Regions from separate parts of the Homo sapiens genome. Here region 2 is linked to region 1. Evidence: read pairs that join two places in POLR2A ChIA-PET (ENCODE). Cell type or tissue: Caco-2. All regions are shown on one strand. Links, peaks and the distances in the headings refer to the core of each region. The heading gives the core; the rest is flanking DNA. Region 1 holds the start of SNORD119 (small nucleolar RNA, C/D box 119). Region 2 has its middle 42 kb from the start of SIRPA.

Region 1 (13,802 bases), core at 1-8,000:
TGTCCATAGAAGGCACTTGGTGGGTTAGGACTTGGGTATAGCAGTCAGACTGATGGGAGGATGATATACAGATCAAATGCCAGGTGATTTGTTTATAGAGAGAAATACAACTGCTTAGGGTACCTGACAGTTCACAAAGTGATACCTATATAGTCACTTCTTTATTTTAGCACATTGGAACCCAGGTTATGAAAGCAGAAATGTTTGTTGGGTTAAAGACCATTATATGTCCAAACTGGTTAGCACCCTAACCATCAGAAGTTTCCCTCTGCCAAATATAGTCTTGGAGGCACACTAACAAATTCTTGATATGTGGATTTCATTTTTCACCTTGAAGCTGATCTCCTTCCTGATAACAAGCTTCTTGTTGATTAGATTTTTAGTTTCAGCCCTATTCTAGCTCTTCCTTTACTCAGTGTTTTTAATGAGATTTGAATGTTCCATAGCACTTGAGTCACATATCTATAATCTGCACACTGGTAGATGGCTCTAGTATGTATGCATTGGATTATTTTGGGGACACCCTATACTCTCATCCCTGCAACTGACACGACAAGGAGAAAGGCAATTATAATATGAGAAAGACCGATTTCAAGGGAAGAGAGAATAGCAGATTACTGGGTAGAGGTCAGGGCTAAAACAGGGTGGCATGGGAGAATTCCTAGGAAAAGGCTGTGGGTGGGAGACTGAGCTAAGAATCTGTTGAGAAAGTTGGACACATGGACAAGAACGCCATGGGAAGTTTTGGGGAGGGCCAGAGGTGCTTGGGTCCAAAAGAGCAGAGTCTCATCCCTGTCCATTTCTCCTTGCAGACGGTGGGCAAGAGCAGCAAGATGCTGCAGCATATTGATTACAGGATGAGGTGCATCCTGCAGGACGGCCGGATCTTCATTGGCACCTTCAAGGCTTTTGACAAGCACATGAATTTGATCCTCTGTGACTGTGATGAGTTCAGAAAGATCAAGTGAGGAGTGGACTGTGGGGGGCGGAGACTGGAGGATGGGAATGGATTGAGTGGGTGGGCCAAGCAATAGAGGTGGTGATGTAGCTAGTTGGTTCTTCTCTGTTTATTCTCCAGTTTTAGAGGGCAGACTTAAATGGGGACATTGAACGCTAAGAAATCTTTTTGAGTCCAGCAAACCTTGCTCTCTAGTCTAGCAAAGTACAAGTTGTGAAGGGCTGCTAGGCTTTTTGTTTCTCTCACTTTGCGTGCCCCTGGGTACTGGGGTAAAGGGCTCTCATGTTCTCCCCACAGGTGTGTGAGGGGGGAGAGCTTGAGTTTCTGGCCTCATTGCCTATTTGTAAAGCTGTAGCCTAAAGGGCTCTCCCAATGCAGCCTGGTCTGAAACTGCTTTAAGAAGCCTCTGACCCTCTTCAGGGTAAGTGCTCAGCTCCCCATGTGGGTTTGGGGCCAGTGATTTTTGTTGGCATTTATACAAACAATTGGAGATATTGTCTACTTTGCTACAATTCCGTAAGTTATTGGCTAACTCCCTTGCCTTGAGTCTCACAGATCTTAAGCTTTTGGCCCATTAAAAGATATGATTTAGCTTCCCATCATGTTTTACATTCAAGGCTACTTGAGGCACAAAAAGATGATGTGACTTCCGTGGCCAGCAGCTCTTTTGTCATATGCAGTGTCCATATTATTCTGTCACTCACTTTGAATTCCCTTTGATTCTCCTTGGGGCTGATTTCTTCTGTGACCCAAGGTCAAGAAGTATAGTTTAAAAATGTGGTAGGGATGCCTTGGTGCCAGGTACGTATTAGAGAGGGGCCAACAGATGAGCGTGGAGCTACTCCAAAGTTCCCTCCTGATTATAAAAAATGTTTATTGGAAAATATTTTTGAAAATACAAAGAAGTCTATGAATAGAAACTAAAATACCCCGAAGGGTTTTTTTCTAATTATGAAAGGACAATACATGGTTATTATTTTAAAAAATAAGAAAATGTGAGCCAAAAAAGGGAAAAACTGTCCATCCACAGACAACCAGTTAATATACTGTAAAATATCAAAACAAAATCTTTTGAGTTCTTTTTTTAAATCAGGCTATTTTTTCCCCTTTATTTTTAGGATCTAGCTTTAGCTTTTTTCCCCACTTTCCTATCCTGTTGCAGTTATTTTTCCTACTTCACATTTATATTTTGTTCATCTTTTTCTGGTTGTTGCTTTTTGGGGGTTTCTGTTTTTATGCTTTTGAGGAACAGATATGAAATTTCAATTTCTGTGTATGTGAAATTTCTCTTAACCTTTTCCTTCTATGGCTTCTCCTATTTCTGATGTAAGATGAGGGGCAGAATTATAGGCCTGTGAGGTTGAATTGATATTAGAAGGACACTGCACGTAAGTGAGGTGGGTGGGAGTCATTTGATTGGAATTGTTTAGGCAGCCTCCTGATGTTGGCAAGACCTTAAGCTGAAGGGAGGGAATAGGGTCCTAAGAAAGAAGACTTGGCTGAGGGAAGGGCCTTCACGGTTGCTGTGGAATAGCATTTGGGCCCGGGCTGGGCTTTGTTGACCTTGTCCTATCTCTTGGTCAGTGTGTCCTCTTGGCATGGTAGGAAACAGGTAGATAGCCACCTAAGAGGTTATGTGTTCAGCCTGTAGAGACTATCCAGGAGGGCTATCTTGGGAAAGTTTGTGTACTGTTTGTTAGGAGATGCAGTATAAGCAAATCTTGGAGGCCACTAGGCAGGTGAACTTTACCCACCTCTAACACTTTTTTTGTTCCTTCTAAACCTCTCTTTAGGCCAAAGAACTCCAAACAAGCAGAAAGGGAAGAGAAGCGAGTCCTCGGTCTGGTGCTGCTGCGAGGGGAGAATCTGGTCTCAATGACAGTAGAGGGACCTCCTCCCAAAGATGTAAGTCAGAGCAGGAAGCCTTGTGGAGGAGGGGAGGCCCTACTGTGAGCCAGGCTCTGTGTTAGATTCTGTTTCATTGCAGTTCTCACAGGCATCCTCTGGATTTTGCCCCCTTTTTCAGATAATAAATGAAATCTTAAAGAGGTTACCCTGCAAGAGGCCGGGCGCGGTGGCTCACATCTGTAATCCCAGCTCTCAGGGAGGCAAGAGGCGGGAGGATAGCTTGAGCCCAGGAGTTCGAGACCTGCCTGGGCAATATAGCGAGACCCCATTCTCCAGAAAAAGGAAGAAAAAAAAAAAGACAAAAAAAAAAAAAAGAGGTTACCCTGCAAGAAAGAAGTGGAAAAGGGGAACTAGAATTTGGGTATCTCAGACTTTAAAGCTCTACCTGTTTCTCAGTTGATGTACATAGTGAGTCAGTGGAGGAAGCACCTGAAGCCATCTGGGTCAGTTCTTAATGTGACGACAAAGCCTAGGTAGACCTTAAAAAGTTGTAACTCCGAAACAATAGGAAATGTGTGTATTTTGTTTTGTACAGTTACAGTTCATAGTTACTGAGAATCTACCTTGCGCCAACCACTTCAGTATTTTATTTGATCCTTTAGGTCTCTTTAGAGATAAATTCTCATCTTATAAATAGAATAAACCAGGGCTTAGTAACTTGCCCAAGGTGCCACAGCCACTAAGTGGTGAAACTGACATTTGATCTCAGACAGTCTTGATTCTGTAAACACCAAGCTACACATAGAAATAGAGCAGGCTTTAGAGACCTAGTCAAATTTGTTTTCCCTTTCCCTTTTTCATTTGAAGGGTTTTTTTTTTTTTTTTTTTTAGATTTTTAGATGGAGTCTCGCTCTGTCGCCAGGCTGGAGTGCAGTGGCACGATCTTGGCTTATTGCAACCTCTGCCTCCCGGGTTCAAGTGATTCTCCTGCCTCAGCCTCCCGAGTAGCGGGGATTACAGATGTGAGCCACCACGCCCTGCCAAGACGTTATTTTAATCAAAAGAGAATAATCCTTTTAACTTTTTAAAAATCCACATATATTATCTGGATTTTTTTGTACTTAACACATAGTGGGCATATATTATGTTGTTCTGTGTTTTCACTTAATGTTAACATTTTTCTAGTTGCTCAACACTTTTAAAGTCAAGTTAATGACTGAGATTTTCTCAAATGAGTACAGAGTAGTTTATCCTAATCATTTTCTTTTTTGGAGATTTTTACGTTTTTGCCTTTTCCAGTTAAAAATGTCTGCAAGGGATGTTAGCATATCTTGGTTCAAAGTCCATGTACATATTCAAATCTCTTAGTACCTACTTCCAGTAGAATTGGCTGGTCTAACATAACCCATCATAAACCTTTGTGATCACAACCAGTTGTACCATAACCATGTCATTTGCAGATAAGGCAACTCAGCCCGGGATTGTGGGATTATTTGTCCATTGTCACCTAGCGGATTAGAATCAGCTGGGAATGGATCTCATGTCCCTTTAATGCCTTGCCTGCTGAACCCTGAGTGGAACCCTGGCCCTTTGCTCTTGGTTTAACTTTCACAGGAGTGCATATAGGTGGTTGAGTTGTGGCATGTTTCTCTAGACTTACTCTTAAGTTCTACCCTGCTTCAGGGATAACTCATAGTCTTGGATGGAGGAAGAATGGTGTTGGCACACATGGAGAGGTAGTATTTATAAGCTATTTCGATAGTATTTATAAGCTATTTCGAGGGGCTCTCTTGGCAATGATATTCCAAAGTATACTTCTGATCTTCAGATCACTGGGCATCAGAGCATATTTGTTTATTTTTCAGACTGGTATTGCTCGAGTTCCACTTGCTGGAGCTGCCGGGGGCCCAGGGATCGGCAGGGCTGCTGGCAGAGGAATCCCAGCTGGGGTTCCCATGCCCCAGGCTCCTGCAGGACTTGCTGGGCCAGTCCGTGGGGTTGGCGGGCCATCCCAACAGGTGAGGAGTTGGGGAAAGGGTACCACCTCCTGGTGGCTAAAATAAAGGATAAAGGGGAGGGTCCATAGTTTTAAAAGGGTCCAGAGTGACCAACCTGTGATTGTCAGACTATCAGTGTTTCACTGTGGTTTATACATGGCCCTAGAAGCAAGTGAAAAGGATAAGTTGCCATTGTAAATTATGTTGATGCTATTAAAGAGATGTACGAATTAGCCAACTGTATTTAAGGAAAATATTTCCATGACAGCATTTGAAATCATGAGTCATATTTGAAAATGCAGTTGCCTTCTCTCACTTGGATTGGACATGCTTACATTCAGGTCTAGAAGATGGGAGTTGGGCATTCAAGCTTGATCTTTCCCGACATGTGGTTTTGGATGGGAAGTCTGGTGCTGAGAGTTGTAGCATTAAGGGATTTGGTGTCTGTTATTTCCCACTGTCCTTCCCCAAGTTGGGGAGGAGAGTGGGAAGCTGCATTGTACTGTACTCTTCTAACTCTTTCTTCTTATGTCCTCTTAGGTGATGACCCCACAAGGAAGAGGTACTGTTGCAGCCGCTGCAGCTGCTGCCACAGCCAGTATTGCCGGGGCTCCAACCCAGTACCCACCTGGCCGTGGGGGTCCTCCCCCACCTATGGGCCGAGGAGCACCCCCTCCAGGTGAGGAGCCCATAAGGAGACCAGTGCTAATTGATAGAAGATGCCTTAGCTGGATTAATGATGAGATATAACCTTGACTGAAGCTGATGATGAGTTTGTATAATTAAGCAGGATTACTCTGAGATCCAGCGTGGCTGACTGATGAGACTAGGTGGACAAGAGCCATTGGGAGCCCTGGGTGTTAGGCTCAAATGTCAGTTTTCTGGGAGCTGCTGAGAGGGTGGAATGGTCCATCTATCTCAGAACTTGGTGGAAAGCTTTGTAGTTTTTTTGCTACCTTTTCAAGATAGACACTTGAGCTATATTCTTGGGGCTTTTCTCTTGCAGGCATGATGGGCCCACCTCCTGGTATGAGACCTCCTATGGGTCCCCCAATGGGGATCCCCCCTGGAAGAGGGACTCCAATGGGCATGCCCCCTCCGGGAATGCGGCCTCCTCCCCCTGGGATGCGAGGTAAGTGCCTGCAGTGGTGACTTTGGCTTCTTTCCCTAGAGCCTAGTGGGATAGGAAATGGAGGGAAGATTGCATTTAGATCATATCCCATGGGCTTTCAAGCCTTAAATCTAGGGAAATCCAGAAAGGAAAGAGAAGAGGGAACATTTCTTAAATTGGGCTTACCTCCCCTCTTAGAAAAGTTAGAGCAGCCATGCACCCAGGGTGTTTCTCAATATCTAAGGCAGCGGCCTCAGGACACAATGAAATAATGCATTCTGAGGATCCCTAACAGAAGTTATGAGATTGTCTTATGCTCTTTGGTTTGACAGTGCCTAGTAATTAAGAGGGGGCTCTGGGCTTTGCTGTACTATTATGGATTTCTCTTTAACTTCAGTTGGAGAAATTCTGAGATCAGTCCCCACATGGATGAGAAAATAGGCCCCCAGGGAGTTTGGACTCCAAGCCCAGTGTTCTTTCCCTATAAGATAACCCATGGGCAAACTTGGTGACCCCTGTTTCTCTAGTCTGGATTATTCCTCTATGGGTTTTTATAGACATAGGAACCCAGTCAGCCTCAGAGTAGTCCCTAGTTAGCACATATGCCATGTATACCCCTCTCCTCACTCGATTACTGCAGGGCGTGGGAGGCTGGGGCAGGGTTGGGGATTCAAGTTGCAGATCAGGCACTGACTAAACTTCTTACTCTTACTTCAGGCCTTCTTTGACCCTTGGCCACAGAGTATGGAAGTAGCTCCGCAGAGGCGTGGGCTCGATTCCTCAGGGCCACGTTACCACAGACCTGTTTGTTTCTTATGCTGTTGTTCGTGGAGTCTCATGGGATTGTCTGGTTTCCCTTACAGGGCCCCCTCCCCCGGGAATGCGCCCACCAAGGCCCTAGACTCATCTTGGCCCTCCTCAGCTCCCTGCCTGTTTCCCGTAAGGCTGTACATAGTCCTTTTATCTCCTTGTGGCCTATGAAACTGGTTTATAATAAACTCTTAAGAGAACATTATAATTGCACCTATGGATCTTTATTTTTAGAAAAATCTTTGATATATTGGGTGCTTAATAGAGTCAAGAAGGGTTGCCTTGGAAAAAATTAACCCTGATCTTACCTTCTTCCCTATAAAATGTTTTACTACCCATTTGCATCTGTACATCCTCATACACTAAGATACTTACAAAATTGAACATTTTCACTTATCAGATTCAAAGATCAGTTTTGTTGAAATCAGTACCCATAATATCCTCTTGGGAAGGCACTTGTCTAGATAGCTTCTCCATGAAGCAAATGCTAAAAATGAAAATTCTGCTGGGAGAGGAACAATTTTGGCATAACTTTCTGCCAGGGTCACACACGTAACATATAACCTAACGTAACTTTTGAATTGTGGTATCTTCATGAGTTCTTCCACCCAAAGCCTGTGTTCACTGAGCAGCACTCTAGTACTTAGTGCATCAAGCTCTAAGGGTACAAAAATAAGGTGAACACTGTTGTAAAGTTACTGTGTAGGGGGAAGATAATTGTAAATGCAATCAGTGGTACTTACCACATTAATGGAAGAAAAAAGCCATAGGATCTTCTCAACAGATGCAGAAAAAACATTTGAGATGATTTCAACACCCTTTGATGATAAATACACCCAGCAAATTAGGAGTAGAAGGGAATTTTTTTTTTTTTTAAAGAGATGGCGGGGTGCAGGCATGAGTCACTGCACCCAGCTCAGAAGGCAATTTTTAAACAAGATTAAGGGATTTATGAAACACAGCTAACATAATAGTGAAAGACTGAAAGTTTTACCCTTATGATTAGGAACAAGACAAGGGTTCCCACTTTGGCCACTTTCAACATTGTACTGGAAGTTCTAGCCAGAACGATTAGGCAAGAAAAAGAAGAATTGGAATTGGAAAGGAAGAGGTAAAACTATCTCTGCAGAAGATATCCTGTATATAGAAAACCCCATCAACTAGATAGCTACTAGAGCTAATGAGTGAATTCAGCAACGTTTTAGGGTACAAGATCACATAAAAACTATTCCATACACCACCAACAAACAATCTGAAAAGGAAATGGAAGAGAATTCCAGTTAGGATAGCAACCAAAAGAATACCTAAGAATCAAAGCAAGCAATACCAGAATACCCAGGAATCAATCAAACCAAGGTGAAAACTACAAATCCTGAAAGAAAACTAAGTAGATGAGGAAAGCCAACATGTTCATGGATCCAGACTTACTATTAAAGTAACAAATAATAGTCTCCAAACATTCAATGTAATCCCTATAATAATTCCAGTGGTCATTGCAGAAATGGAGAAGCTAATCCTCATATATATGAAGCTACAAAAGGCCCCAAATAGCCAAAACAATCTTGATCACATTAGAAGTCTCACAAAACCTACAAAATTGTAATAAACACTGCATCTGGCATAAAGATAGACAATGGATAGATGAGAGTACAGAAATAAACCCTTACATAAATGGTCAATTGATTTTCTGCAGTGGTACCAAAACCATCTATTGGGAAAAGAGTAGTCTTTTCAGATGGTGCTGGGACAACTGGATAACCACATGTAAAAGAATGAAGTTGGAACTCTACCTCATATGCCTTCATTTATCACTCATTAACTCAAAATTGGTAAACAATCTGTAAGAGCTAGATCTAGAAGAAAATGAGTAAGTCCTCATCACCTTGGATTTGGCAATGGATTATTGCATTGGACATTGAAAACAAGCAACAGAAGAAAAAATATGTAAATGGGACTTCATCAAAATTAAAAACTTGTACATCCAAGAATGGTGAAGAATGAAAAAAAAACTTATGGAAGGGGAGAATATTTTTGCAAACGATATGATAGTCTGATATCTGTAGTTTGCTATTTGAACTATAAAAAATTCTTAATAAAAAAGATAACCTTTTTCAAAAATGAGAGGAATTGAACAGATATTTCTCCAAAGAAGATACACAAATGGCCAAAAAGCACATGAAAACTGGTTCAACATCATTGGTTATTAAAGAAATGCAAATCAAAACTACAATGAGATGCCGGTTCATACCCACGAGGATGGCTTATTTATGAAAAAAATAACTCTTGGTGAGGGTGTGGAGAAACAGGAACCCTCATGCATTGCTGGTGAGAACGTAAAATGGTGTAGCCCCTATGGAAAACAGTGGCAGTTCCTGAAAGCTGAACAGAATTACTATATGGCAATTCCACTCCTAGATATATGTATCTGTGGTAATATGAAATATATTTAGCCTTTTTTCCTGGTTCTTATCACAGCAACTGAAAAACACTTGGAATTTCCTGTGTAATGGGATAATACGTGAGTTCATGACTTAGAGTGGGACCCCTAGCTAGCCTCAGGATGGGGCCAGCCACCAGAAAGACCAAGTGATGAGAGGGTTGGAACTTTCACTCCCACCCACCAGCCTCCTGGAGCAGAGGTGGCTGGAGATAAAGCTCTATAAAAACTCGTCAACAATAAGATTTGATGAGCTCTTCCCAAAAGCTAAACTGCCCTTATAAAACTAGTGAAAGACCCTCAAGTGAAGAGGATGAGAGGGGCCTGAATTCTACCAAGACGTAGGCCTGTTGAGTTCAGAAGCAAGATGGAGTCAGCCATGTCAGATTTCTCTTACTGTCACTTTTGCAAAGGTAGTTTGATACACAGAAACTTGTATACAACTGGTTTTAGCAGAATTATTCATAACAGCCCAAAGGTGGAAACAACCCAAAATATTCAACATATAATGGATAAACAAATTGTGGTATATACTGTCAACCTAAATAAACGGAGGCCGTAAAAGAAAATGATACCTATTCATGAATGGGGCATTGCAGTGGGAGTCCATGTGCCATACTATGCGTATTCAGGGAGGTAAAGGAAGACAGATTAAAAGGAAAAACAAGGATTATGTAATTGTCTTGGGATAACTATCCCTAACTCCAGGGATTAATAACAAGTCCTGGTGGCACCAGTCTGAGGTTGAACAAGCAGAAGTCCTTGCAGAAATATTTTTGTATGTATATAAGGTTGCAGTGGCCTTTGTGCAAGGTTGTGTTTTTACAGTCTTTTGTAGTAGTTTTTTTTTTTTTTTTTTTTTTTATCATTTATGCATCAGAATCCTCCCTTCATAGCCTTTCGGCTTTGGCAGGGTTTTTTAAAAGACATACAAGTGACTCCATTTTGGTTCTGACAACTTTCACAATACATACAATGGAATATAATAGAGCTGAAAAGAAAGAAATATTGATACATGTTACCATGTAGATAAACCTAGAAAACATTGTGTAGTGTGAAAAAAGCCAGACACAAAAGATCATCTATTATATAATTGCTTTTATATGGATATTTGCTACCCGTAATAGATAAATCTGTAGAGACAGCAGATTAGAGGTTTCCAGGGGTGGGAGCAGCAGGAAATGGAGTGCCTACCTAATGGGAATAGGATACTTTTATAGGGCGAGAGCTGGTGGTTTTACAGCCTTGTGAATACACTCAAGTTACTGAGTTGTGATTGTTAAAATGGTTAATTGTTGCTATGTGAATTTCATCTCAAAAAAAAAAGTTTCTTCACAGAAAAAGTTTACTAAGGCTTTTTGTTGTGGAAAGGATATTCCCAGTGGAGGAAAAGGCTGAGTAAAGATGAAGTTGGTCCAGGTTTATTAGAATAAGGACATCAGGGAGGTGAGTTTGGCATCAGCTTTTGGTAGAGCCAATGGTTGGCTCAGTGTCACAGGAACCCTGAGTAGCACAAACTGCAAAGGCAGCTAGCTTCCCACTTCCCTGACAGGTGTGATCCAAAAGGGTTTTATACTCCCAGCCTGAGCTAAAAGGCAGTAGTCTTTTTTTTTTTTTTCCCCCTTGTTTTGAGACAGAGTCTTGCTCTGTCACCCAGGCTGGAGTGCAGTGGTGTGATCTCGGCTCACTGCAACCTCGGCTTCCTGCCTCAGCCTCCCGAATAGCTGGGACTACAGGCATGCACCGCAACGCCCGGCTAATTTTTGTATTTTTAGTAGAGACAGGGTTTCGCCACGTTGGCTAGGCTGGCCTCAAACTCCTGACCTCAGGTGGTCCGCCTGCCTTGGCCTCTCAAAATGCTGGGATTGCAGGTGTGAGCCACCATGCCTGGCCAGTACTCTTATTTTTATTATGCAAATAATAAGGATAATCACGCAAAGGAAAAAAAAGCAGTCACACGTTGGCTAATGGTTAGCACAGTAAAAATTCTGTATCCTCAAAACTACTCTTGAAAATCTACTCAAACTCTCTTGAAGTACAGCATATATGGTTTTGTGTATACAACCCTTCATAGAAAAATCTTAGGCACGCTGGCTTTTGAGAATCACTGACAAAGAGAAAGAACAAAAGGAAAAGTCTGTAATCAGACATCTGGGTATTCTGACCATTGTATCGTTAAGGTAACTCCCAAGTCTCTGGTGGTGAAAGAAGTCTGGATGGAGAATTTGAATGTGCTCTCACCTATATGAGCTCTATTCCAGTTTTCATAGTAAGTGTCTATAACCTTAGTTCACGTCAGTAAATTGGTCTGTGGCTGCGAGGACTAAGTAAGAGATTAAAGGCACTAGGTTTGCTGTTGAACTTAAATTTGTATTCTGGCGAGGAACGGTGGGTGGCCACGCCTGTAATCTCAGCACTTTGGGAGGCTGAGGTGGGTGGATCACTTGAGGCCAGGAGTTTGAGACCAGCCTGGCCAACATGGTGAAACCCTGTCTCTACTAAAAATACAAATATTAGCCGGGCATGATGGTACGCACCTGTAATCCCAGCTACTCAGAAGGCTGAGGCACGAGAATCGCTTGAACCTGGGGCGGGGGTGTTGCAGTGAGCAGAGATCATGTCAGTGCACTCCAGCCTGGGCGACAGAGCAAGACTGTCTTAAAAAAAAAAATTGCATTCTGCTTGGTCAGGCCCACAGGCATGCTATTCCATAGTTCATGTATTCTGTTTTTTTAAAAAACATACTTAAACATGCTCATTAAAGAATGATTGTAGAAATAAAATACTGTGTCCCAGCCCCCCAAATATTCAATGCTAGCTTTTTCTCTACTTGTTGGGTTTCATCATCTTACTATATGGTCAACTCTCTATTTCTCTTAACATCAAAACATCAAAAACCTATCCCCAATCTTTGCAAACATTATGATTTTAGTATCTCATTAAATGAAACACTTAACCAATTTACTTAACCAATCCTCTGTAGTTGAACATTTAGCTTAGTTTTTTTCACCAACAAATAATGTGATGACCATATTTTTGCAAAGATTGTTCTATTTTTAAATACTTAAAAATGGAATTTCTGAGTCAAAGTCTATAATAAAAGCTTGAGTCAGTTTGCCCTGTTACAAATCGGTCACAACTACACCTTTCACACCATGCTCCTCAGAATTAATGATTCTCATTGAGAAACACACTTTTCTAGTTTGACAGCTGAAAAATGTACATCATTGTTATATTGTTACATTCTTTTTAAGGAATAGTTTTGACTTTTTTTTTAAGAGACAGAGTGTCACTCTGTCACCCAGGCTGGAGTGCAGTGGTGCAATCTTAGCTCATTGCAGCCTTGAACTCTTGGGCTTAAGCCATTCTCCTGCCTCAGCCTCCAGAGTAGCTGGGACTACAGGCACACTCCACCAATGCCCAGCTAATCCTTCCTAACTCCCTCCCCGACTCCTTCCTTCCATCCTTCCTTCCTTTCCCCTTTCCTTTTCTTTCCTCTGTCTCTCCTCTCCCCTTCCCTTCCTCCCCTCCTCTTCTTTTCTCTCTTCCCTTCCCTTCCCTTTCCTTTTCTTTCCTTTCTCTTTTCTTTTCTTTTCTTTTTTTTTTGGTAGACACAGGGTCTCACTTTATTGCCCAGGCTTGTTTTCACTTTTAAATTACCTATGTCCTCTTTTGTATATTGTCTTTAAAAAAAAAAACAAACCTCTGATAGACATTTTTCATGTTGTTACACAAGTCTTAATGATTACTAGTGGGTGTAATCTAACTTGGGCATTGCTCTTATTTTGGGAATTCATATTGTTTTTGATTTTTCGTAACTGTAAATCAGGCAATGCTGGATAATTTGCGTAAAAGTATTTTTTATTTGGCGTTTCTAAGTTTTTAGGAGCAACAATCATGATTCAAAGGCAGGGGCTGGAAAGAAGGAAACTGTCATTTATTGAACGAGGCGTGTGCATGACCTATCTCTGGAAGTCTGTATATAACGAATTGGCCAGTTTGGTTGCCTGTGGGGAAAGGAACCTGGTTTGAGAGGAGTAGAAAAGGAAGGGAGAATTTTCACTGAATACCATTTAGAACCTTTTAAATATTAAGCCTGGCGCAGGTGGCTCACGCCTGTAATCCCAGCACTTTGGGAGGCCGAGGCGGGCGGATCACCTGAGGTCGGGAGTTCGAGACCAGCCTAACCAACATGGAGAAACCCCGTCTCTACTAAAAATACAAAATTAGCCGGTCGTGGTGGCGCATGCGTGTAATCCCAGCTACTTGGGAGGCTGAGGCAGGAGAATAGCTTGAACCCGGGAGGCGGAGGTTGCAGTGAGCCGAGACCACGAAATTCCATCTCAAAATAAATAAATAAATAAATATTGAACCATTAAGCGCCTTACCTAGTTAAAATTAATTGCATTTAAAAAAAGTGTGAAATAATGTGTGTTTTTAAAAAAAACCCCATCAAATCCACACGGGGGCAGCATTGCTTTACAGGGAGGAAGGGAGCCGCAAAGGCGTGGGCTCAGCCTTAGCATGGGTGCTGGGATCGTGACTTACATTTTTTTCTCATTTTCTGTATTGTCCCCATTTTCTACTAAGACCTATATAGAAATAAAATACATTTTATTTAAAGAGAGAAGGAAGTGTCAG
Region 2 (15,952 bases), core at 3,336-11,335, 610 kb after region 1:
AATTAAAAACTCCCAGACCAGGAAAAATGAATGCCAAAGACAACTTTAGAGGAGGAAATGAATTCTTTCATAATGGCTTAGGTGTGAGTTGCGTATGTGTGTATATATGTGTGGGGTGGGTAGAGGGGGCGTTTTCTGCCATGGTAATAATAATCATATAGGTGGGTAACAGCAAATAATTGTATGTGTAAAACTTAAATCCTCTGACAATAACAAAAGTCATAATGACCATGAATCGAGTACTTATATGTGGGACACAGTACTTTAGATACATTAACTCTTTACACAAGCCCCCGTGAGAACAGGACTTGGCTGTTCTTTTCACTGCTGTATCCGCAGTGCCTGGGACATAGCAGGGGCCCAATATACATTTACACAATGAATGAATCTCCATTTTATATTTGAGGCCTTTGATCAGAAAGGGCAAGTGACTTGTCCAAGGACACACAGCTGGAAAGTGACAGAGCCAATTGAAACCAGGTCCGTTTGGCTCTGTCCATCTTGCAAAAGAAGCTCTTCTCTCTACGTTCATTGGCCTCTTTGAGTCACTGCCCACCACCACCACCACTCCCCTGAAGAAATGACTCCCCACCCCCTTCCCTCACTAACCCTCACAACATGCCTAAAACTCTGCTTAGCTCAAAGTCTGAAAGATCTTGGGCTAGATGGGAATGGAAAACAGGCCGAGCAGTTTTAGCTACCAACATTGCAAACACAGCCTGGGCCCTGTTGTCTCTGAAGCCTCCTGGCTCATTGTCATCTTTCACTATGCCTGACGAGGCTGGTGTGGGAGGACCAGGGAACAATTTGTGGGCAGACACATACATTCCAAACTTCTTAACAGGTCTGGGCTTATCACCGAGGCTCCCCCATGGTTGAGCTCCAAAAACCATGGCTGAAGCCCTGGGCCTGCATGTTCAGCAGGGATGAATAATTAAGCAGCCACCAGGCGCCAACAGCTTGATGAGGGGGGTTTTGTGTAGCTGACAATGCTGTATCCCAGCCCAACACTGATTTTGGGTAGAGGCTGTTGTTTCTGATGGCTGTCTCAGTGGTGCCCAGAGCAACAGATCCCCATGGCAGAGGGACTTATTTGATTATTCTAGTAGACAGAGGATGTGCCCTGGGGAAGGCAATTGCTGCCAGACTGACCCTCCTGGACATGGCTGGGTGATCTTGGGGAAGCCTCTTCTTGGTCCCCGTTTTGTGCCTTTGTTTCTTTGGCAAAATGGAAAAATGAGGAGTTATTGAGGAGGCGAAGTTAGGTCTCCTTAAAAAGCCCTTCCCTTTATGTTTATCCCTTTCCCTTCTTCCTACATGGAACAGGGATGTGATGCCTAAGACCTGGCAGTCATCTTGCAACCATGAGGCACTAGGAATGAGGATAAAGGACAGATAAATTCTTAAAAGTAAACTGTAAAGCACCTTGTAAAGGTGAGGGACCTCTCTGCTGACTTGGTTATGGTTTGCTTCCCCCATTAGGATATGAGTTCTGATGACAGGGACTTTGCTGATTTTGTTCACTTATGAGCACCTGAAACTGGGCATCCCCTCAATAAACATTTGTTTAGAATGATGTATGCTATTATTTGTTTAGAATGATGGATGGATGGTTATTACAAGTCAAATCAAATATGTTTCCTGGAAGTCCAATCTGTTGGATACTTGGGACCCTGGAATTTTCATGGTAGGTGGGTTCAGGGCAAGACCCCACCCCCACTCCTCATGGGTTCACATGGGCAGGTCTAGTGGCTACGTGGCCTGAGGAACAACTGCTCAGCACCCTTTTCTAGGCCCTGAGCCAGGCAAACGCCTAATGCTGGTGCATTTTGGAAGAGATAGAAAGGGGGAGGTACATCCCCTGGGAGGTAGTGTGATTCCATAGAGGGAACAAGAGCTCGGTGACAGGCAGTCCCTGGGTCCTATCTTGACCCCACTCTTGGGAAAGTTAGGAATGAACTCAGCTAGAAATAATAGAAACCCTTCTGCAGAGGCATAATCCAATTGGTGTTTATTGTCTTATAAGTCCTGGGCAGGCCACCCGGGACCAGTGTGGCTCTCACTGATGCCACTGGAGACTCAGGCTCTGCTTGCCATTCGTCTTTGCCATCTTTAGCCTGTAGCTGTTTATCCTCATTCCTAGTGCCTCATGGTTGCAAGATGACTGCCAGGTCTTGGGCATGGCATCCCTGTTCCATGTAGGAAGAAGGGAAAGGGATAAACGCAAAAGAAAGGGCTTTTTAACTGTGGAGGAAGACTGTTTCTGAGACTTCTACCTACATCTCATTGATTAGATCAGCGAGGGTCACATGCCACTCCTAGTTAAAAAGGAAGCTGGGAAAGTTAGTGTTCTGGGTTTTCTTGCAGCTAGCATGAGAATAACTATTAGCTGTGTGGGAGGAAGCTGTCCACACATAGTTTCCACAGCCACAGGCCGATTTCCCAAACCCTGAAGCCTCCTTCACCCATGCTCACTAGTGATGCTGGAACTTCCAGAAAGCAGGTCCTCTTCCTGCTGTCAGTGTAGTGATCAAGATGGGTTGTGAAGCCAAGCTGCCGGGTCTGAATCCCTACTCTACCGAATACCAGCTGTGTGGTCCCAGGCACATTCTGTAACTTCAGTGTGCCTCATTTTCCTCATCTGTAAAATGGGGATGCGGACCCTTCCCTGTGGAGTTCCTTTATGAGGGTGGAAAATGTTCAATCATCTGAAGGACCTAGAATAGTGCCTGCCTTATTGTAGGCATTCAAAAAAAATACAGCTCTTAACAACCTAAATGGCCACCAGTGGCAGGCTGGATAAAGAAAATGTACATATACACTGCAGAATACAATGCGGCCATAAAAAAGAACAAGATGGTGTCCTTTGTAGGAACATGGATGAAACTGGAGGCCATTATCCTCAGCAAACTAATGCAGGAACAGAAAACCAAATACTGCATGTTCTCACTTATAAGTGGGAGGTAAATAATGAGAACTCATGGACAGAAAGAGGGGAACAACAGACACTGGGCCTTCTTGAGGGAGGAGAGCGGGAGGAGGAAGAGGATCAGGAAAAATAACTATCAGATACTATGCTTAGTACCTGGGTGACAAAATGGTCTGTACACCAAACCCCCATGACACGAGTTTGCCTGTATTAACGAACCTGCACATGTACCCCTGAGCCTGAAAGTTAAAAAAAAGTTAAAAAAATCAGGAAATTCTTTTTCTCTCAAAAAACAAATTTTATATGTACATATAAATATATATCCGTCTTATGATTGTTGTTATTATTATTATGACTATGGTTACTAAGATAAGACTTTGATGTTGGTGAAAACAGTAAGGCCTCAAATGCCTGGGGGTGGTCCCAGCTTTGTCCCAACCTGCTGTGTAACTTCAGATGAGCCCCTATCTGGGCCAGTGTCCCCTTTGTACGATGAGAGTCTGGATCCTGATGGTTGGGTCTTACAGGCCTTCCCGGAGAGGACTCAGATGGAATCCTCCTATCAGACACTCACAGGCAGAGTGTCCTGTGATCACATCTTCCCGGAAAATGGGTCTTATCACAGGAAGAGCAGAGTCCAGGAGCAGGGGAAATTTTGGCAAGTTTGGGGGCTCTCCCAGGATTGCTGATCCCAGGCTTGGTGTCTGGAGCTGGGCCAGGGCTGATCAAGCTTTTCTGTGTGGGGAGGTGGAGGCTCTGGGCTGCCCCCACCCCCAACCTGCAGCCTCATCCTGCCCCCGTTCTGCTAGGCTTAGCTCTGGTTCCTGCTACCCTTCTTTCCTTTCTCTAAGTATTACTTCCTCTTGATGATTTCCCAGCAAAAGCTGGTTTCCCTCCTCCAAAACCAGCTTCCTGCAGTGGGAGGTCCTGCACCAGGGAGGGGCATTAAGGAGGCTCTCTGGGTCCCTCTGTGGCAATGTCGAGAGGGGCAGTGGAGTTCGCACTGGGACTGTGACCTTGTTGTGGTTGGTTGTTTTTCTGGGAAGGCGGCAGAGGAGCCCCTCTGCTCTCCAGAGGGAACTTGGCTCTTAACTGGTTGGTAACCTTAGCAGGCCTCTCTAGGCCTCAGTTTCCCCATCTGTGAAATGTGGCACTGAATGCATAGTTTTGAGAGGCCCGAGCAGATTGGATTTTGACAGCAAGGACGCAGCCACTGAGGTGCAGTCGCCTGTGGTGGCATCGGGCCATGGCAGTGTTTTTGCAGGCTATTGCAGGAGGGGGTCAGATTTCACAGGGCTCCAGTGCTCCCAGCCCCTGACTTCTTCAGGTCAGTCAGCTTTTCTTTGTTTTATTTGTTGTAACATCAGTATCCACTGAAGTTTCGAATGGAAGACAGGACTCCAAAGTTAATATAAAATGTTTGAAAGTAATAGCTAACACTTTATAGACTTACCATGTGCCAGGCACTCTTCTAAGTGTTCCACACATATTACTTTATGTAATCTTACAGTAATGCAGTCAGGTAGGTACTATTATTAGTTCTATTTTAAAGGTAAGGAAATTGAACAAAGAGAAGTCTAGTAACTTGCCCAAAGTCACTCAGAAAAGTAAGAGGGATTTGAATTCAGGCAGTCTGGCTCTTAACAAGTATTTGTTTGTTTTTTTCCAAAAAGTCACTGATGTAGCTCATCCTCTTTGCCTCCCATCTGGTGTTGGAATCCCTACTACAACATTCCACCAAATGTACTGCCTGGTCTCAGCTTGCACACCTGCAGGGATGGGGAGCTTGCTACCTCCCTGGGGATCTGTGGCCAGCTGTACCAGTTTTAAAACTCTCCCCCAAATTTATGAATTCCTTAATAAATCTTCAAGGCTCCACATGGTTTCCTGGGAAACAGAGCAGCTTGCTCAGCCCCCAGGGACCTGTTATGGTCTGAATTCCAGATGGAGAAATCTAGAAGGAGCCAACAAACCTCACATTTTGTGAACATGAGAGAGGGCACAGGGTGGACACCAGAGTGGAGGCTCTGCGTGTCTGCTCTGGAGTCATTTTTCTGCCTGAGCCTCAGTCTCATCTTCTGTGAAATGGCATTTACCAAGACCACCTTCTTCATACGGTTGCTGTGAGGATTAAAAGAGATAATCCACACGCAGTGCCTGGCACTTAGGTAGCATTAAAAATAGTTAACTAGTATCTTGGTATCATTTTTATCATCATCATCATTATCACCTATGAAGTCTCTGTTCTCACTCTGGAATTTAGGAATGACTTGGTCAGTGGCTTGACCATAGAATGAATAAGGCCAGCAGCTTGATCCCTGGATCCAAATAGTCCTCTTTGGCATATGGAGAAATTGAATCTCAGAGAAGGCTGGGGACTTGCTTAAGGCTTCCCAGCTAGTCAGTGGCAGAAAAAAATAGAGTTCCGTGGAGCAAAGGGAGAGGTGACTGGTTAATTCCACTAGATCCTCTTGGAAATAAATGTGAGATCAAAGGTCAGAAGCAGGACCACTGGGAGGTTGGGGCCAGCTCCTTGACACTCAAGCTTCTGGGAGGAGCACAGTGTGGGTATTAGAATGGTCAGGTGCTCAGATTCACACATCCATACATGTTGCCTGACTAGGAGTTTTTATGTTACATCTGGGTGTGATCCTGTTGCAGGGATGTAGCTTGGATTGGGCAATAGTCATAAACTTTTTGGAATTTGTTTGGGTGGCTTTGGAACACCAGGGGCAGGGCACCTCAATATACCTGAGTGATTCAGTAGAGAAAGCAGAGGTTCAGGAAGCACATATAGGCTTGAATCCCAGCTGCTCCACTGACTTGCTATGTAAGTGACCACTTCGAGGCTCAGTGTCATCATCTAGAAGATAAAGACGGAGTTGTTGGAAGGATTAAATGTGATGAGGGCAGCTGAGTAGCTACAGAAGTTGCCAACCCAGAATCTGTCTTAACCATATTTAAAAATTTGGAGAATTGAAAACCAAATCCAGATTGCCTCTTTCTTTCCAAAATTCAGAAAGATCCTGCCACCTTAAACTGCTTTTTCAGGAGCCCAAGTTGGGCATCTCTGGCCCCCTAGAGCTGCACTCTCTGACCTGTCAACCTGACACCTGCAGATGGGTCAGAGGTCAGCTTCTCCACCTTCCTAGCTCGACAAGTCTGTCCCAGGCCACGGAGGCAGCTGCCCCCGCTCCAGGAGCAAAGATCACTGGGAGAGGAAAATTCCCCATCCCTGGAGGTGTTTGCTCAGGGCCGCTACAGGATGAATATTTCCTTTCATAATGTTGCTAATCATTTTCCCCTCCAGGCAGGAGCGGAGGCTCTCCTGAGCTCCTCGCAGCTGTGGTGCCTTGTGGGCTCTTAATCAATGTTACATGGTAATTAATAATAGATTCTCCTGCTCCAGCTCCATCACTCCTGGCCTCCCACTCTCTCTGACAAGCTGGCATCTTCCTGGCCAGATGAGGCCGAAATCAAAGGCCTGAAATTAGAGCTGAAAATTTGTCCTCCAATTGCTTGTGGGAAGGAATCAGGATAGCTCAAACCCCTGGCAGGTCTGGCGCTGGCTGAAGTTCTCATTTTACCCTCTGATCCCATGGGTGCTCAGCCTTGCTTTATGGATGGGGCATCAGGCTTGGGGACGTTCGCCCATTTGTCCCAGTGGTTCTCACACTCTAGCGTGCATTGGTATGATTCAGTAGATCTGCAATGGGAACCAAGAATCAGCATTTCTAAGAAGTTCCCAAGTGCTGCTGCTGCTGCTGGTCCTGGGGCTACACTTCCAGAACCACTGATTTCTCTCATCCTTTTCCAAGGGCAATTCACCTGGTGCCAGGCACTGGGAATATGGCGAAGAATAAGGCAGATGTAGTGCCTGCCCTCTTGTTGGGTGGAATTGACCTGGGCATCACATGGTGGGTAGGCAAGTAGGTTTTAGAATCAGACATGCTTGATTCAAGTCCTGACTCTGCTAGCGATGCTCTCTGATCTGGGCAGCACCTGCCTTCCCAGTGCCTTCGTCCCTGCAGCTGTCTAATGGGGATAATTACGTTCTCTGCTTCAGATGATTGATGTGAAGATCAAATGAGGAAAGGAATGTACAAATATATGCTCAGGGCTGGGGGCCTGGCTCATGCCTGTAATCTCAGCATGTTGGCTGTCCAAGGCAGGAGGATTGCTTGAGACCAGGAGTTCGGGACCAGCCTGGACAACATGGTGAGACCCTGTCTCTAAAAAAAAATAAAAAATTAAAACATTAGCTGCACATGGTGGCGTGTGCCTGTAGTCCCAGTTACTTGGAGGCTGAGGTGGGAGAATCACTTGAACCCAAGACAAAGGCTGCAATGAGCTATGATTATGCCACTGCTCTCCAGCCTGGGGAACAGAGTGAGACCCTGTCTCATAAAAAAAAGTGCTCAGAAACGTTAGTTATAAAGAGTGATGTATCATTAATAACTATGTTATTATTGTTGCTGGGTCATTGTCCAAGATTGTGTAACTAGGCTCTGGGGAAGTTGAAATTCACTTATTTATTCATTAATTCATTTGACACATATGTCTTGAACAACCAAGTATGTACCAGGTGTTGGAAACACAGAGCTGAGCCCAAAAGTTAACTCTCTACCCTCATGGAGTGGACTTTCTTGTCAATAAGCGAATACATATGTAGTAAGTCGAGGGGTGTCAAGCACGACGATGCGAAACCAAGCAGGGCGGGGATAGAGATGTTGGAGCTGGGAGAGGTGAGCAGGTGATGCTCTTTTAGGTAGAGTAGTCAGCTGAGGCCCCTCTGATAAGGTAACCTTTTAGCAGAGAGCTGACTGGGGAATTATAGTGAGCCAGTAGGTGTCTGCAGGGGGCGTGTTCCAGGCCCAATGAGTGTAAAGGCCAGGTGGGGACCAAAGTCTGTCTGGGACTTACAAGCATTCCACCTGGATGTCTAACATTGCATCCAGGAGTTCCAGACCTTCATGCTTTGTGGTCCCGACAACCTATACATCTCTTCTCTCCTCCACACTGAGGACTGACCCTAGATCCCACCAGAGGCACCATATGCACTTGTATCCCAGGGTTGCGTAGCCTGGTCATCAGATACCACTGGCTTTGGAGTTGGCTGGTCCTGCTGTGACGTTGCATAGGCCACTTCCCACTCTGAGCTCCACTTGACTTGCCTTCAAACAGTGGGTGATAATATTACCTTCATCACAAGCGGTGATGAGTGGTAGACGAGCTCCAGGCCATGAAAATGCTTTGCAAGTGGGACACTTAGTAGGTGCTCAATGAATGGGGTCATCACTATGCCCTCCTCTCACTGCTTCCTTCCCTCCTCAGTGAGACCCAGGATCCAGGTGGGAGCTCAGACCTGGAATTCTTGCTTAGCCAGAGAGTGTGTCCTATTTGCATCGATTTGCATAAGGCAGGGAATGGTGTGTACCTCTTTTTGCCTTTAGTTCCTGCAAGCTCACATCACCATTTAACAATAGGGTGTTGATCTTCCCCTTTCCCTACCATTCATTTTGCCTCTTGAAAGAATTTCAAGCTGTTAATCAAATATGCTGGAGTTGGAAGCTGTTTTTATTTTGGCCTGGTGCAGAATGGGGTCACCAGCTCTGGGCAGTCCTTGATTACCTGCTTTACTGGAGGAGAGACAACAGCAATGATCTCACAAATTGGAGGGTCCTGGAAGCTTTTAAAAGAAGAGCCAGTTTTATTTTTTATGCTTACAAAAGTAGAACATATAGGTAAAATGGAAAATATATAACAGCAGGAAAAATTCCCCAACAAATTACCCATAATAACGGTAACCAAGCATAATCACTATTAACATGTTACTGTCTTTATTTCATGGTTGATTTTTCCCTCATGCAATTTTTCTATAATTGAGATTATACATAATATATATAATGCTACAGCCGGCTTTTCCCCTGTGCTATAATATTATAAACTTGCAAACATCATTTTTTATGATCATGTAATATTCCACTGAACAGATAGTTTTAAAATCCTTCCTCTGTTATAGGACATTTAGATTTGTCCAGTTTTTTTGGTGGGGCTGGGGCAGGATGAGGAGGATATTGTAAATGTAACTGTCATGAAAATTATGTTCCTGGCTTTTTCTCTGCTTATTATGGGTTATTTTATCAGAAGAGAGCTCAGAAGTAAGATTACTAGGATATAAGAAGAGTGAGATGAGCTTAAGACTGTGGATAGATTTCGCTGCATCTCAATCAGTATCTGAATTCAAGAATGTACTTTTGAGTTGGCATTGTCATAGCTTCCTCTATAAACCTCAAAGCAACATGGGACACTCTGCCATGGGATTTGTTGGGCTCCCAGCCTGACGCTCCATGACTCCTGGTGCCCCTCTCACACAGGGAACACTCAACTCTTTGCTGGGGTGGATGCAAAGCTTGGACAATCTGCTTTCTTATAACATCTTTGGGCAGAACTTGTTTATGAAAGTATCTGGAATTCAAGGATACTCAAGCTGTGTCTTCAAGGCTGTGTCTCAAGGCTCTCACAAGTCCTATTTTACAAAAAATGACTTGGCTTTGGTCAGTTAGTAATGAATGTCTTTGGCTCAAACAAATATGTATTTCCAATCCAATTTTTCATAATAAGATGTCAAGAGATAGCATTCCAGACTATGCACAGCTGCCCAACAATGTTGTCTAGCCTTTGGGCTCTATTTTTCTGTTCTGCAGTCTCTGGGACTGTGGCATTTATTCTTGCAGTTTTTGCCTCTTGGTCCCACGATGGCTGCCACACCTCCAGGTATCAAATCCTCATTCCAGGTATGAAGAAGAAGGAAAGGTGAAGGAGCAAAGGAATATGCCATCTAAGTCTATTTTTTGCACCAGAAGACAAAAGCTTTTCTAGAAGCCCCACCCAGGAGATGCTTGCATCTCATTAGCTAGAACCAAGTCCTATGGCCATCTCTGAACCAATCGTTGGTGAAGAGAAATAAGGTTACCATGATCTTTGGACCAATCAAGATTCACCCCCAGAGTTCATGTTAGGGGCCTACCCTCTTTGAGATCAGTGGCTCACCAGTGCTGTGGACACAAATCAGTTTCCTTAGCAAAGAATGGGATGGGATAGCTGAGATTACTGGGATATGTGTTACTAGAAGGAAGACATTGTCATAGGCTTTGTGGAAGATGTTATGATTTCATCCCAGGGGTAAGCTCTCATTGGCTGATGCCCATTTATTTCTCTTGCCCAGTGATTGGCTCAGAGATAAGTACATGGTCTAAATACAGCAAGGACATCCAGTCTGTAATGAAAAGAGAAGGCTCCTCTTCTTTGTGCAGTGGGGTACTTGAATATGATGCCCAGAACTGCTGCAGCTATTTTGTTCTTATGGGGTAAACCAGGCTGAGGATGAAGCTTACGAGTGTACAGAAGGGGGGATAGAGACACAAGGGAAGCCTCAAGAGATGGAGCCGAGGCCTTGATTGAACTCTACCTGAGGCCCTTATGTTTTCTAGACTTTCAGTCTCAAAAGCTAATGTACTCTTCCGGTTGCATAAACCAGCTTGACTGAGGTTTCTGATGCAAGTTAAAGCATGATAACTGACAGAGATGCAAACAGGAACTTTGAGAAAAAGAGTTATGTGGTTAAATAAGTTTGAAGAACTGGATTAAGCAAAGTTTGACAAACTTTTTTTTTTTTGCTTCCCTTAGATTCTTCTATATGCAAATGTGTAATGTGAAGCTTCAAGAGGGGGAGATTTCATGTAGCATTTCCAGAATGTATTGTCCCCAGAATTGTTTTATCGTGGGACAGGACATCATTGGGAAATGCTGACAAGCCTAGCCCCTACCCTATAAACCTTGAATTTTTGACTTGAGATTAGACATATGGTTAATGTAGACGGAGTTAGGAGGCAAGTCTAAAGGGAAGGCAAAGGTTTCAGTTCCTGGAACATCTCCGCAGTGGTCTCTGCGTTTCCTCCCGAGGGACACATTGCATCTACTAGACAGGAAAGAATGCTAATTGCAATTAGACACAAAGGAAATTCCAGGAAGCTCCAAGTAGCCTAGAGAGCCTCAGCTGGGTGACAGGTTAAAACTGATTTTTTCATCCCCAGTTGCCTACATGCAACACACACACACACACACACACACACACACACACACACACACGCACACACACACCACACTCCCTTCACCTTTAGTCCATGGCTTCCTGGAGGGCAGGGTTAAGTGTCTTATTCATCTCTTTCTCCAGGACAACACAGAGGGCCTGGCACTGAGTAGGTGCTTATAAATCCAGCCCTGACACTTGGGAGACATCTGGGAAGAATGTCACTGACAACTTGGCCCTATTGCCACATTTCACAGATGTGAAAACTGAGGTCCCGAGAGAAGGCATCTGCCCAAGCTACAGGGAAAGCCAGAGGCAGAGCCATTCAGGACGAGAACCTGATAACCAACCCCATCCTCCTTCCCCACCTCCCCACCCCCTACCCCACCCCGCCAACCCGGCTGCCACCGCCTCCTGCCTTTCCTACACCCCCTCCCGCCTTTCCTACACCCCCTCCCAGCCTCCTGGTCAGGAGTTCGAGACCAGCCTAGCCAACATGGCGAAATCCTGTCTCTACTAAAAAAATAAAATAAAAAATTAGCTAGGCGTGGTAGTGGGCGCCTATAATCTCAGCTACTCAGGAGGCTTTCTAATTATTTTATTATTTTATATTTATTTATTTATTTATTTATTTATTTATTTTGAGATGGAGTCTTGCTCTGTCGCCCAGGCTGGAGTGCAGTGGCACAATCTCTGCTCACTGCAACCTCTGCCTCCCAGGTTCAAGCAATTCTCCTGCCTCAGCCTCCTGAGTAGCTGGGATTACAGGTGCCCGCCACCATGCCTAGCTAATTTTTTATTTTATTTTTTTTAGTAAAGACAGAGTTTTGTCATGTTGGCTAGGCTGGTCTCGAACTCCTGACCTCAGGCAATCCTTCCGCTTTGGCCTCCCAAGTGCTGGCATTACAGGTGTGAGCCACTGCACCCGACCTCTTTTTGATTACCATGAGCTCTAGAATGCTGCATTCCTGAGGCCATATCCGGGCTCAGGGGGGAAGAACACCCTGATCGTTTAGTGATGTCTGCCATGGACAATGGGAGCAGGGCATGCCTGCCAATGTGTTGTCATTATCCTTGTAATATAGTGCAGCTGAATAAGGAGGGAGAGCAGAGGGAGCTGTGGGAGCCAGCAGGGAGCCTAGCCTGGGGTGAGTTCCAGCCATCTGGAGAAGACGGCAGTGACCCTGGAGGTGACAGAGAAGTGGGAGTTTGCCAGGTAGAGAAGGGCAGGAAGAGGATTCCATGCTAGAGCAACCTGGAGGAGCAACTGTGCAAAGTTCTGCAGGGGTGCTTTAGGTACAGCTTCTTACAGCTGGCAAGTACTGTGGTGGTGGGGTGGGGGGACAAGAAGGCCATGAAGAGTGGGACCAGATCACACAGGGCCTTGAAGGCCACTATTAATGTTCTAGATGTTATCCCAGGCCAGGGGGAGCTATGGTGGAGTTTTAAGCACTCGCTGAGTGACATTGTCACCCTCTTCAGAATGGCCCATTCCTGCTCTTAGTGGGGTGGATGGGAAAGGGTTGGATGGATGCAGGGGTACCAGCAGGAGCCCATGACAGCCGTCAGGTGGAGGGCAGGAGCCAGATGGGGCAGTGCTGTGGACAAGTGGCGGCAGGAATCAGGCATCTGAGTCGAGGTGTCTTGAGGAGGTTGCCCGCCTCCCCTCTCATGAATGTTTAGGAAGTGAGATGAGGGCACCTGGGGCTGCAGGGACCAGATTCTCCAGATGAATCTGCTGCCTCTGAGTAAACCAACAACTAGAACCTTACAGCTGTGGAGCTGGGGGCTGCTCAGAGCAACCTTGAGCCTGCAGCTGCCCTGGGCTGCCTGGAGGGTGAGGAGCCTACAGGGCTGGGCTCTGGGGAGATGGACCTTGGCCACCAGCTACCCAACAAGTGCAGCAAGATTCCCCTGGCAGGTGGGGCCAGGTGAGCAGCTTCACTCCTGCTTGTCTGGGTTGGGGCTCCTTGAAAAAAGTTTGTGGGAGCCTGGCTAGCCCTAATAACAGCAACACATATAAAAACAATAAGAGCTCTCCTGACATCAGCATAGCCATCATAATGCACCCCAAATCTAAAAGCTGCCATCATCTCTATGGCTACCACCTTCATCCCAGGTGCCATATCTCACCTGGATCGTCACCACAGACTCTCCACTGGCTTCCCTGCTTCCACCCTGGGCCCCTCCAGTCCATTCTCCAGGTAGCAGCCAGAGGAATCCTGTTAAAACAGAAGTCAGGTCATGTGGCTCTTTTGAAGGAAATCCTCCAAAGGCCTCCATCTCACAGCTGAAGCCAAAATCCCTACATGATAATCTGCTTCCCTCCTGGGGTGGTGGGGGGCCACCTCCCATTTACCTTCCTCTCTGACCTTGTTTTCCATCATTCAAGATCATTCCTCTCTGGCCACCTCAGCCTCTGGGCTTTCCCTGGGGCATAACTGTCTGTGAACATTTATGCCCCAGGACCTTTGCACCAGCTGTTCATTTTGCCTGGAATGCTCTTCCCCCAAATATTTGCCTGGTTCCTCTATTACCTCCCTTGGGTCTTTGCTCAAATGTCACCTTCTTATTGAGGCCTTCCCTGACCTACCGCCTTATTTAAAATTGCATCCCCTGAATCTACTCTTCTTGGCCTGCTCCCGTGCTTTTTCTCCATAGGACACATCACCACCTGATATGGTTTGGGTGTGTCCCCACCCAAATCTCATCGTGAACTGTAGCTCCCATAATTTCCATGTGTCATGGGAGGGACCCAGTAGGAGGTAACTGAATCATGGAGGTTGGTCTTTCCTGTGCTGTTCTCATGATGGTGATAAGTCTCATGAGATCTGATGGTTTTATAAAGGGGAGTTCCCCTACACAAGATGTCTTGCCTGCGCCATGTAAGACGTGACTTTTCTCCTCATTCACCTTCTGCCATGATTGTGAGGCCTCCTCAGCCATGTGGAACTGTGAGCCAATTAAACCTCTTTTCTTTATAAATTACCCAGTCTCAGGTATGTCTTTATTAACAGCATGAGAACAGACTAATACACCATCTAATATACTATGTATGTATTTTACTTATTTAGGAGTCTGATCCTTCCCTTAGGTTGTGTGCTCCCTGAGGGCAGGGACCTTGTCCTTTTCATCACTGTTGAGATTCTAGCACTGTAAACACTGTCTGGTGCATAATAGGAGCTCAATGTACTTCTGTTAAATGGTTGAAGGAATGGTACTACTTAATCCAATGTGTCTGACACTGGCCTTCACCCTCTTAACAAATCTAAGAAAGCTACGTTGTGAATTTTCATTCTTTTCTCTTTTCAGTTTGGAGAATTTCTGTTGACCCATCACTAAGTTTCACTTTCCTCCTCTGTGTCCAGTCTGTTGCTAATCCCATCAACAGAATTCTTCCTCTTTGATATTATCTTTTTCTTGCTGGTTCCAGCACTTCCAGTCAGCTCTCTCTCTCTTTTGTTTCTCATAGTTTCCTTCTCTCTTCTGAAACTTCCCATCTGTTTATGTATGTTGTCTACCTTTTCTGCTAGATCCTTTAATCTATTTATTACCATTATTTGAAAGCCCCTGTTTCAGAGTGGATGATCATTTATTGAGTACTATATGTCAGACATTGGGATAATGGATGACTTTAACCATTTTAACAAGTTGAATTGGATGAGAAAATGGAAGTTTCATAGTAGGAAGTGACCAGGGGGTGAGGGCATTGGGATTCCAACCTCAGACTGACAGCAGAGCTTTTGTTCTGTTAGTCTGCCTTTAGCTACCAGCTCTCCCAGAGACCTGGGCTCAGTTCACCAGTTTATTCACAATGAAGGATCCAGGTGGCCGGTCCCCATGGCACCTCACTGTGGCCAGGTCTCTGAAGAGTAGAGCCAGCTCAGATGCAAGCTTCCCCACTTGGCCTTCCAGACCCCTACCATCTGGCCCCATCCACTTTTTCCTTCCCATTCCCAGGGCTCCCCTGCAGAGAGCCAAGCTGGCCCCTTCCTCTGCCAGAACCACTCTCCACCTTGTTCTCCATCTTTCCACTCCATCCCAAACATGGCTCTTCTGTGTCTCATTCAATGAGCTGGGTCACTTAACATGTATTTAATCAGCTTGGATTCTGGTCTCTTCACTTACCAGCTGTGTGAGTTAAGTAAACAATTCGCTTCTCTGTGCCTCAGTTTCCAAACCCATGAAGTGGGGACAATGGAAGGACCTATCTCAGGGAAATGGCATGAGGATTGGCAAGTTAGACCATGTATCAATACAGAACCAATACAGTGCCTGCCTCTCAGCCAGTCCTTAGTAAGTGTTAGCCATCATTAACAGTGACAGCTATGATGTGGGGACACAAAGGTGGCTCAGGCCTGACTCTGCTCTCTTGGATCCCCCAATCCCGAGGGGCATCAGGCGTGTAAACCCAATCCCTGTGATCAGGGATAGAGATGGCACAGGCCGGGGACAGCCTGGAAGAGGGGCACTTCCTTTGCCTGCCTGTCTAGCCACTTGGCCGATCAGAGGGACAAAGTCACTGGGCTGTGAAAAGTCCAGCTGGCCAGGCCATGGCAGGAGCCCCCTCCTGCTGGCCCTTCCTCCAGTCCCCACCCCAGCCAGCCACATTTGCTCTTGTCAGGCAGAGGAGGCTGGGCACTGCACATGCGGGGCTAAGACTGAGGTTGTGCACACAGAGACGTAGGTAAGGTGTGAACTTAGGCATGCCAACTTGCATGCTACGAGGCATATCAGCTGGGGCAAGTGTGCTCAGTCAGCCAGATAGACCCAGACAGACACATGCACGCAGAAAGAGCCCTAACATCACAACGGCTCACACATGGCTCCTAGTATGTGCCAGGCATCAATCCGAGCATTCCACATATATTCATTTGTTTGATCCTCACAACAACCTTATAAGGTATGTTTTATTAATATGCCCATTTTAC

The links. ChIA-PET counts read pairs that join two places held together with the same protein. Peaks named below come from ENCODE experiments on the same cell type or tissue, not always from the same donor. Only the 100,000 strongest peaks of a DNase experiment are listed, where the experiment ranks them.
Region 2: POLR2A ChIA-PET joins it to region 1 with 11 read pairs; 2 of 35 experiments call an interaction of 5 or more read pairs at or near these places.

The regions. Positions count from the first base shown.
Region 1 is chr20:2,454,769-2,468,570 of GRCh38, reverse strand. SNRPB (small nuclear ribonucleoprotein polypeptides B and B1) reads left to right here. Exons shown (of 7, transcript NM_003091.4): 2 at 813-964; 3 at 2,752-2,863; 4 at 4,672-4,824; 5 at 5,344-5,482; 6 at 5,810-5,935; 7 at 6,632-6,929. The coding sequence ends at 6,642. It overlaps SNORD119 (small nucleolar RNA, C/D box 119), which reads left to right and starts at 5,524; the gene lies at 5,524-5,619. In Caco-2, for the core only: no CTCF peak of the experiment used is centred there; no DNase peak of the experiment used is centred there.
Region 2 is chr20:1,845,514-1,861,465 of GRCh38, reverse strand. No RefSeq gene overlaps it. Among named protein-coding and RNA genes, the nearest start is that of SIRPA, 42 kb to the left of the region's middle. In Caco-2, for the core only: no CTCF peak of the experiment used is centred there; DNase peaks (open chromatin) are centred at 6,115, 7,025 and 7,785.